Linked DNA regions of Homo sapiens: region 1 is linked to region 2. Evidence: read pairs that join two places in POLR2A ChIA-PET (ENCODE). Cell type or tissue: GM12878. All regions are shown on one strand. Each heading gives the region's core, and the rest is flanking DNA. Links, peaks and the distances in the headings are about the cores only.

The links. Peaks named below come from ENCODE experiments on the same cell type or tissue, not always from the same donor. Only the 100,000 strongest peaks of a DNase experiment are listed, where the experiment ranks them.
Region 1: POLR2A ChIA-PET joins it to region 2 with 7 read pairs; 8 of 35 experiments call an interaction of 5 or more read pairs at or near these places.

The regions. Positions count from the first base shown.
Region 1 is chr6:43,396,320-43,401,692 of GRCh38, forward strand. LOC105375065 (a long non-coding RNA gene) reads left to right here. Exons shown (of 6, transcript XR_007059585.1): 2 at 1,218-1,407. Among named protein-coding and RNA genes, the nearest start is that of ABCC10, 29 kb to the right of the region's middle. In GM12878, for the core only: a CTCF peak has its summit at 1,903; no DNase peak of the experiment used is centred there.
Region 2 is chr6:43,336,272-43,341,644 of GRCh38, forward strand. ZNF318 (zinc finger protein 318) reads right to left here. Exons shown (of 10, transcript NM_014345.3): 9 at 4,519-4,637; 10 at 1-4,231. The coding sequence ends at 887. Among named protein-coding and RNA genes, the nearest start is that of CRIP3, 30 kb to the left of the region's middle. RefSeq lists an enhancer at 2,771-2,820. In GM12878, for the core only: no CTCF peak of the experiment used is centred there; DNase peaks (open chromatin) are centred at 2,170 and 3,070; H3K4me3 peaks cover 494 bases; H3K27ac peaks cover 3,010 bases.

The DNA of each region.
Region 1 (5,373 bases), core at 197-5,196, 60 kb after region 2:
AAAAGACACGACGGCTATGCTGTCATTAATGGAAACAAACAATCCTATGTGAAAAAGGTAGATTACCCAATAACTGGTCAACCCAAACCTGTGAATTATATGCTCTTAACCAGGCCCTAAAGCTCCTAGAAGGCCAAGAAGGCACTATATACTAATTCCAAATATGCCTGTGGAGTAATACACACTTCTGAAAAAAATCTGGACAAAGCACGGCCTAATAAATAGCACGGGGGGAACGAACTGGTACATGGGGAACTGGTCAAACAAGTTTTAAAAAGCCTCCTGCTTCCCGCAGAGGTAGCCGTAGTTGATGTAAGTGGCCATCAGAAAGGAAACACTATAGAAGCTGTAGGGAACAGGCTTGCCGGTGAAGCTGCTAATCAAGTCTCCTGGAGGAAGAAGTTAGACTGTTTAGCCCAATCCCAGATATCCCTAAGGTGGTATTAAGACCCCAATTTTCTAAAGAGGAGGAGGAAGAACTGGGCAAGATAGGAGCCACTCATACTGAGGATGGAAGGTGGGTGCTCTGTAATGGGAGAGAAATGATAAACAAACCCCTTATGAGACAACTAATGTCCATACTGCATAAGGGAAGTCACTGGGGTCCCCAGGCCATGTGTGATGCAATACTCAAAAATTATGGGTGTATAGGGATTTATACCCTTGCTAAACAAGTGTGTGGGGGTTGTGTAACCTGCCAAAAAATAAACAAAAAGGTAGTTAGAAAACAGAGTACTGGAGGAAGACCTCCTGGGTTAAGGCCATTACAAAGCATTCCTGTATTTAGGCAGAACTACTGACCTTCCTACTATGGAAACCAAAGACCAATTTTTAAGAAATTATAGCCTGTAATCCCAGCACTTTGGGAGGTTGAGGCGGGCAGATCATGAGGTCAGGAGATCAAGACCATCCTGGCTAACACGGTGAAACCCCATCTCTACTAAAAATACAAAAAAAAAAAAAAAATTAGCCAGGCATGGTGGCAGGTGCCTGTAGGCCCAGCTACTCGGGAGGCTGAGGCAGGAGAATGGCATGAACCCAGGAGGCAGAGCTTGCAGTGAGCCGAGATCGCTCCACTGCACTCCAGCCTGGGCAACAGAGCGAGACTCTGTCTTAAAAAAAAAAAAAAAGAAATTACATACCGGCCATATCCTCCACCCTGTCATCCCTTAGGTTAAAAAGACTTCTAACTCAAACCCTGCCTCTTGAATTCACAGGTCACCACTTCCAGCCTGGCGACTTGGTGCTAATTAAGACTTGGAAGGAAGACAATCTCCACCCAAGCTGGGAAGGTTCCTATCAAGTGCTCGTGATCACTGAGACAGCCGTAGGAACAGCTGAACGGGGTGGACACTCACACTCGGGTCAAGAGACTGGTAAAAGAAACCCCAGAAGGAAGGGAAAAAGGTGAATGGGAAGTGTATAGATCACCTAAGGAACCCTTAAAGCTAACTCTAAGGAAAACCTAAAAGGAAGCTATAAGCAGGCTCCGTCCTTGGGGGTGGATATGGTTAGGATTAATCCTAATACAAGGGGTGAAAGAAGACCTAAGTATTGAATAGGGCCCAGTACTAGGGGTGGAAAGTAGGGAATATCCAAACTAATAGTCAACATAACCAAGACCTCCACCCTGCCCCAAACTATAAAATTTAATACCTGCCAAGTCTTACCTTGTGGGAATTTAGGGAACCACAGACAGTTGTCACAAGCAGACAAAGATCTATGTCCTAAAACAGACTGTTATTGGGCCCTCTCAGAAAAGCCCTGTGCTAGCTGGAATCAGGTCTGGTGGACCACTCAATATCAAAGTTGGGTGAGTCATTCTTCCAAAAACAAACCCTTATAGAATAAAATACATTTGTTTAAGGGCCCTACGCCACCTAACTGTAGAAATTTAGAATGCAATCCTATATTAATTACGATAAACAACCCAGCTACTCTTGACCGGGAACCTTGGAGGTAGGTATTAGGAACAGATATCTCAGGAAGCAATCTGGTGGAACGGTTTGCTCTTAGGCTAGTCACCAACTCCACCCCGAGCCCACCCAGGATTACTATAACTCCTGGTCCCGCTACCTCCTTTTTTTTTTTTTTTTTTGAGACGGAATCTCACTGTGTCCCCCAGGCTGTAGTGCAGTGGCGCGATCTCGGCTCACTGCAAGCTCTGCCTCCCGGGTTCAAGCCATTCTCCTGCCTCAGCCTCCCAAGTAGCTGGGACTACAGGTGCCCGCCACCACAGCTGGCTAATTTTTTTTTTTGTATTTTTAGTAGAGACGGGGTTTCACAGTGTTAGCCAGGATGGTTTATCTCCTGACCTCGTGATCCGCCCGCCTCGGCCTCCAAAGGGCTGCGATTACAGGCGCAAGCCACCACACCCGGCCTCCCACTACCTCCTTTAATCCACCAGACAATAACTCTAAGAGAATAAAAATAATTAAGGTAACTGACTTGAGGCAGACTTTAGAAATTGAGACTGAATATGGGGATGTAAATGCCTGTTGAATGGGTCAAATTTTTGGTACTAGCTCCTTTTTTTTTTTTTTTTTTTGAGATGGAGTCTCGCTCTGTTGCCAGGCTGGAGTGCAGTGGCACGATCTCAGCTCACTGCAACCTCCACCTCCTGGGTTCAAGCAATTCTCCTGCCTCAGCCTCCTGAGTAGCTGGGACTACTCAGCTACTCGCACAATGCCACGCCCGGTTAATTTTTTTTTTTTCTGTATTTTAGTAGAGATGGGGTTTCACCATGTTGCCCATGCTGGTCTCAAACTGCTGAATCAGGCAATCCACCTGCCTCAGCCTCCCAAAGTGCTAAGATTACAGGCGTGAACCACCGCACCTGGCCAGTACTAGCTCTTAATAAGACCAACTGTTACGCATGCTGTGCTGGGCAGCCTCAGGCACAGGTGGTTCCATTTCCCTAGGATGGGATACCAATCCCGACGGAATGTGTTGCATGTTGGCTCTATACCAGGACACGAATGCATGGGGAAATAAGACTTACAAAAGTCTATCATTGCTCTTTCCCGCCTTACAGAGATCAGACCCTAGAGCAATCCCCTTGTTCTCCAAAGGGAATATGAACCACTCCTCTTGCCTCTCTAGGCAGGGGGCAGAGTTCAGTAAGCCTGTGGGAAAACTCTCAGCTTGTACCCACATCCTAAACATTACTGGTGAGTCAAATAAAGGCAACTACTCAGCATTTCGTATACCCCAGGCTGATGTCTGGTGGTACTATGGGAAGAGAAACCTCTCTAACTTGTTATTGTCCAATTGGACTGGAACTTGTGCTTTAGTTCAAGTGGCCATTCCCTTCACCCTGGCATTCCATAAGATTCCCGAGAATCCACGTGGCCACTGAAGTTGGAGAGATCTAACAAATTATTTTAACCCCAGCACTTGTATTAACTCAATAGGAGTCCCTAGAGGAGTACCTAATAAATTTAAGAACCAAAGGACACAAACATAAATGTGAAAATGGGACCAATAGGAGTAAAAAGAAAAAGAGGAGGGAATTGAAGGAAATAATGCATACACTGGTCCATTTCCAAGACAAAATGCCTTGAATTGGCTTAGGTGAGCAAACTACAGAAGAAACAGGATATACTAGGCCCCTGCTTGGATAGCCAATGCCTGCTTGTCAGCCTCCCCACCTGCCTTAGTTGTCTTCACCTGAACCAAAGAAGTTTAAGATAAAAATTTACTAGTCTGCAAAATAGCTTACTTTGTCTGTTTTTATCAGTCTGTCCAGCTACTTAGGTCATAAGTCAAATACTTAAAGAGCCCTTGAGCTAACTAGGATTGCAACACATTGTGGGCTGCAATAAAATGCACAAGACAACCCCCGCCCCCCGCCAAAAAAACACCTAAAGCCCCTACCCAACAATCAATAGGCAACATCTGGGAAGACTGTGACCACATAGTACTCAGCCTATGAGGAACTGGGAGAGGGACCTGTGCATGAGGGGATAAATTGCTTGTTGAAACTGTGCTGGGTGTACCTGCCTATCAGACACCCAATCTTGCAAGACTGTCATCAAAAGTCTCACTTTCACTGTTCTCTGGGTCTCTGAGTCCATTCTTTGGGTTTGGATGGGTGAGTTCGTTTCTCACACTTCTTCCTTTCTTCTTTCTTTCTATTGCCCAGGCCAGAGTGCAGTGGTCTGATCATGGCTCACTGCAGCCTCAACCTCCTGGACTCAAGCAGTCCTCTCACCTCAGCCTCCTAAAGTGCTGAGATTATAGGCATGCACCACTGCACCTGGCATATTCTGGCAACTTTCTACTTCCCTTCCCTACACAGGTGGAAACACAGCCAAATCATGTCATGGAATGAGTGATGAATTGATGACATTGGATTGTGTCTTCGTGATGATTAATAGGGGCAAATGTCCCCAATATTTTTGAGAGATTCCTCTATGTTTTTACTTTAGTTTTCTCTATAATTTCCTATGATTGGCTTCTACCTCCACACTTGAGTAAAATTGCTCTTGGTGAGGTCACAGAACACCACTTTCTATCCAAATACTTCCACTCTCCCTAGAACCCTCCAAAGCACTTAGCACCTTACCTTTCCCTCCTCAAAAACTCCTCCCAGGCTTCCTCAAGGCTCTTTCCACTGCCCTGGGCCACTCCTTGATCTCTTGTCTAACCATCCCTCTTCCTTTTCCTGCCCTCTAGATTTGGCCAACTGCAGTAGACATTTCTTTTTTGGGAGATAGGGGTGGAGGCTGCTCAGCCCATGAGAATTTCCCACTTTAAGAATCTTATAGGCCAGGCGTGGTGGCTCACGCCTGTAACCCCAGCACTTTGGGAGACCGAGGCATGTGGATCACCTGAGGTCAGGAGTTTGAGACAAGCCTGGCCAACATGGCGAAACCCTGTCTCTACTAAATATACAAAACATTAGCTGCTCATGGTGGCGGGTGCCTGTAATCCCAGCTACTTCCGGGAGGCTGAGGCAGGAGAATCGCTTGAACCCAGGAGGCAGAGGTTGCAGTGAGCCGAGATCATGCCATTGCACTCCAGCCTGGGCAACAAGAGTGAAACTCCGTCTCAAAAAAAAAAAAAAAAAAAGAAAAGAAAAAGACAAAAAGAATTGTATATAGGCCAGGCACGGTGGCTCACGCCTGTAATCCCAGCACTTTGGGATACCTAGGTGGGGGGATCACTTAAGGCCAGGAGTTCAAGACCAGATGGGCCAACATGGTGAAACCCCATCTCTACTAAAAATACAAAAAATTAGCCGGGCGGGGTAACACGCGCCTGTAATCCCAAGTGTTTAGGAGGCTGAGGCTGAGACACGAAAGTCACTTGAACCCAGGAGGCAGAGATTGCAATGAGCCAAGATCACACCACTGCACTCCAGCCTGGGTG
Region 2 (5,373 bases), core at 141-5,140:
GACAAGTTTCAGAGATCTTCTACCCCTTCACAACACAAATGGCTGCTAAACAATTTAATACAAAGTGTTATTGGATCACAATACAATGAACAAAGGCCATTTCAAAAATAAAAGTGATCTCAAAAGCATATCTGCTCCTGGCAATGAACCATGAATAAGCCTTACCGATTTGTCGTCTTCTAAAAGTAAGCCTGCCAGATATTCTTCCATGTTTATTTCCAAACAGGTTTGTGGGTTAGCAGGACAATGCATCTCAAGAAAGGCAACAGAGTAAGGGAAGTACAGGAGTTGACATGCCAATAAGGGGTGTAAACAGTAAACAAAAGAGCTACTCACGCTGCATTTCAAACAATGTTAAGGCAGGCCCATCCAAATGGAAGCCTAAGAGATGAACAATTCTTCCAAGTTTTCCATTTCAGCAAGCTTTCTGGTGTTTTTCCCAGAGATGCATCAACTGCCCAGGAAATTGGGTAGGAATACAACACAGCAACTGGAGAGGTCAGCTGCCTCCATCCTCCCCCACATTTCAGAAATGGCAGAGTCAAAGCCAAAATACAATCAAAGCACACTATGTGGTGAGCCAGTTAGACATGTGATTTTAATGACAAAGTGGGAGAAAATAAATTGGCCAAAAAAATTAACAAAATACATTTTTACAGATATATATATATATATATAAGTTGTTATCGATTTGTCTGGTGTTTTAAGGGGAAAGGGAAAAGGAAAGGAGGTAAATTTTTTAGCTTCCATGAACATTTACTTTAAGATGCTGACTGCATCTCTTGGTGTAGGTTCCAGATGAGATAACAAACTAGTCTTGGATCATCTGGGCATCTGATTTCTAGAAGCCAATGATTCACTCACAAGTAGCTCTAGGTATTTATTCTTAGTTGTGAACACTGGATTCTGTGTGGTCCTGGATGGCACCAACTGTAGTTTCCTGTTCAGGCATTCCCTGAGGGACCATATTGTCTTCAATTACCTGCTCCCTTGGAGGGGACCTTGACACTGGAGCTTTAACCAAATTCAGAGGGTCGCCACTGTCATCATCTACTTGCAGAATTGCCACCTCTGTGGTGGATGCATTCGATATTTCTAGCTGTAATGGCCCCAACTCCAGGGAACTACATTTAGAAGGGTCACCTGGCTCAGAGAGTGGAGAACACAGTTTATCTTTTTGAACTCCAGAGGTCCGTGTGACAAAGTCAACAAGGTCTGGAAGGCAAGGAGATGGCCCAAGGCCTGCAGAATTAATTGTTTTTAATTCCAATCCGAGTGACTCTTGTTTGTCTAATTGGGAAGATTCTTTTACTTCCTCAGGCATCATTCCTCCTGCTAACAGGTCAAGGGCCTGGTGTGTTCCCTCTAGGCCCCCCAAGCCACGGTCAACATTTTCTGTAAGTCCAGTTTTCAAAATGTTAGGAGAAGGGATCCTAACACTCCTGGGATTAGGTGAGTTTCGTTCACCCTCTGTCTCAAAGTCAAGCACCAAGGTTTTGGGAGAATCTAACGGAAACCCAGAAAAAGATGGGATTGGTTCGAAGTCAGCGGGATCGGAGGAATTACACCCTATAGGTGATACAGAATTTTCTTCACACACTTTCTGACACAAGACAGTTGGGGATCTATGTGCTGGGCTTACCCGAGTAGTGCAGAAATCAACAGGCATATCCCCCAGATTCCCCAGGGCAGTAAGCTCCTCTACCTTTAAGTCTGTAGCTTCAAAGTCTTCTAGGGCCTTGCTTTCTATTGTCACTGTTAACTCTGGATGGACATCTTGTAGCTCCAGTGCTTCTGTTTTTGGTTTCTCTGGGCTCTCCCAGGTCTCTGGCCTCTTCTTGTTTTCATCCCAAACAGCCAACTCATAGATCTTTTTAACTTGAAAGTCTTTTGATCTTTCTCTCTTGAGTTTGAGACTTCTGTACCTAGAAGTTCTAGAAGCTGATTCTGGAGCTGAATTCTCTAGCCCCTCCTCACTAACAACTGAAACTCCTTGCTCTTGTGGACTACCTGTTAAACACATAGCTGATCTGGCTGGGGAATGAAGCAGCAACTCTGGGGCAGAAATTTTCACAGGTGTATCTTGTGGGTTGAGTAAAGACCTAGCTTCTGATAAAAATGAGTCTAATTTTGCCTTTGTGAAAGAGCAAGCCTGTGGACTCAATTTGATCACTACTTTACTTGGAGTTTCACTTCCTGTCATCAATTTATTGGACTGTTCAGCCTCTTTGTCAATCATTAGCAAGTTGGGCTGTTTTACTTCTCCCTCCCACATGTATCTGTTTCCATGGTTCAAATTAGAATCATCTATGCTGTGGGGTCCAATGCTGGTACTTACTCCCTCATCAACTATCCCCTCAGACAGCTCCTTTACCCTTTCTTTTAGTTCAGTGTTTGTCTCTATCTCACTTTCTCTACAATCCTCAGATTTACGGAGCTCTTGGCTTTCCTTATCCTGGTTAACAGATTCTCTGAGGTGGATTTCTACCAACTTCTGAGATTCTTTGCACTGTATATCTAACAGTTGAGGAGGTGGTTCTACACCAGGTGGTCCTGGCTCTCCCAGGTCAAGCTCACTCTTCTCTGGAGATATATCCCTACTAGTGTCACTCTGGAAGGAACTAGAGGTCCATATGGCCAAAGTGTCTGTCTTTGGGGTAATTGTTTCATAAGGCCTGCTTTGGCACAACCTTGTCAGAGGCTGTAGGAAGCCATAGGTGCTGCCTGTGCTTTTTGGGCCTACATGTTCTACAACTGACCATTTCCCTAGGGCCACCAGAGTTTTTGCAATGGGCTTTTCAGAGTTGCTAACTATAGGAGCAGCGACCAAACCCTCATCTTGATGCAACTCCTCTTGGGATGCACTGCTGTTCAAAGGAGAAGTAGAAGAGGTGTCTGAACTTTTGGTTCTAGAGAGGTTGCTATTTTCCCCATTGGCCAATGGACCACCACTTAGCTTAGTCTCAGGGGCCCCCTTAGTCTCAGGGGCCCCCTTTCCACCACTACTATAGAATATGTCATACAGGTCCTTAGCATTGGCTGTGGCTAAGCATGAATTTCGCTTCTCTAATTTTTTGGCTTGTTCACTGAACACACTTGAGAGGGGTGGTGGAGGACGTACTAACACAGAGAACAGGGTCTGGTCTCGGTCACTCTCACTCACCCCAGGAGCTGTCTCATCAGAAGGAATGGCAGCTGGCTGTGCTGAGGCCATGATGGCTACAGGCAACACTGGGTTCAAAATGTTAGGACCCACGAAGCCAGGGCTGAGAGTCTGAGATACAACTGGGTTTGATTTTACTGGAGCCAAGATAGCATTTGCTTGAGCAGCAGACGGGGCAGCTGGATGAGGTATAACGGGGGGTGGTGGAGGTGGTGGAGGTGGGGGTGGTGGAGGAGGTGGTAGTATTTGTTCAGGTAAATGAGATGGCTCACTCTTTTCAGCCAACACCACTTTTTCCTCTGGAGACCCTTTTAGAATCACCTCTTCCCCTCCAAATGCTTTGGAGATGATGTCTGGAGGTAAGAGGAGATCAGCTGAAGACTCTTTAACCACTGGCAGAGGTTTAGCAGTGGTTCCAGAGGACTTAATAGACAGAAAGGTGTTAAGAGGAGCTGGCTTGCTCATTGTGGCTGAACATGACTTGCGGAGTACTGTGGATGGAATAGGCAGGTTGGGTCGGATCTTAGTCTGTGTGGAAGTTGTCACAACAGGCATCCAAGGGCTGGTATGTGCAACAACAGTTTTCCCAGAGAGCTTGATTTTGATAGGCTTTGCCTTCCCAGCTTCAGTTTTGCCATCCTCTTTGTCCTTACTACTTTCTAGAATCTCTTCTTTAGAGATACTTGGGGTCACCAATGAACTTTTCTCCTCTTCTTTTTCTGGCTTCTTCCAGCTGAATTTCCCAAAAGAAGATGATGTTGGTGATTCCTTCTTTACCTCTTCTTTTAACTGGAGTTTGATGCCAGTGTTCCTTTTATTTTCAGCTTTTTCAGGGGAGTTCCTACCCTCAGAGAGTTGGTCTTCTAATTTCTCAGAGACCTTGTCATCCTCCTTTACTTCTTTCACAGCCTTTGCCTTTTTTTCTTTCTTCTCCTCCTTTGGTTTCTCACTAAGTTTGCGCTTTAGCTCACTCTGCCGTCGCCGTTCTGTCTCTAGGACCACAGCCAAGCCAGCTTGGCGGTCCAGATTCCGCCGCTCCTCATATAATGGGTTTTCATCCACATATTTCTGGGAAGAAAAAAGATAAAGACTCAAAAACTGGTGAAAATACAAGAGAAAAAAATCTTGGCCCCGCTACTGTTAGAATTCATTTAGTAGAAATCCCCAGAATTATCTTCCTCAAGGACATACGGGATGCTATCTGCTGAGCATCTCCCACTAGGATTGAGGAGAACTTAGAGGTTATATGGAATTTGAAGTGTCAATGGCTTTTTCTGGCTCGGACGCCATTTGACAAAGTCAAAATAATTACTTCAGAAAAGTTGGAAACTCCACAGCCTACTACAAAGACCAACCTTGTATTTCTCATTGTGTTGGTGACCCTTCACATGTTGCTCCCCAGAAATTGGATCCCCCAAAAATTCCTCACAGAGCTGGCAATAAAATCCACTGATGGGAACCAGAAACTCAGAGCCTGGAAGAAGTAGAAAAAAGTCAAGGAAATAAGTCGATTCCACCCAGAATGACAGCAACCAATGGAAATCCCACCACCCCTTTGCAGTAAAATGGTTACAGTATAGAGGGCCTTACCCACTTTGAAGTCAGAAGCAGTATTTAGATGAATCCCAATGGCACAGTCTTTCCAACCTAAGGCTTGAACTACAGTCCTCTATTTCTTCTACCTCTTGGGAACATTATACTGGTTAATTTAGGAGTTTCCTGTGCCAGATTAATTCCTGTTGCTGAGTCTCCTCAAACCCTAACTAGCACCAAGCATCTCAGGAAATATAAAAACTATACTCCCAAATAGCCCATTACCATTTTATGATGATCTCTCATGTTGGTATTAATTACTGAGGAAACTATCTTCTGTAAATCTCAAGGGTATAGTAGCAGCACTAGCTACTTGTGAAGGTAAGAAATTGAAAAGTTTATGGGCTGAGCACAGTGGCTCATGCCTGTAATCCCAGCACTTTGGGAGGCAGAGGTGGGCAGATCACGAGGTCAGGAGATCGAGACCATCCTGGCTAACACAGTGAAACCCCGTCTCTACTAAAAATACAAAAAATACAAGGCATGGTGGCAGGCGCCTGTAGTCCCAGCTACTTGGGAGGCTGAGGCAGGAGAATGGGGTGAACCCGGGAGGCGGGGCTTGCAGTGAGCAGAGATAGCACCACTGCACTCCAGCCTGGGCAACAGAGAGAGACCCC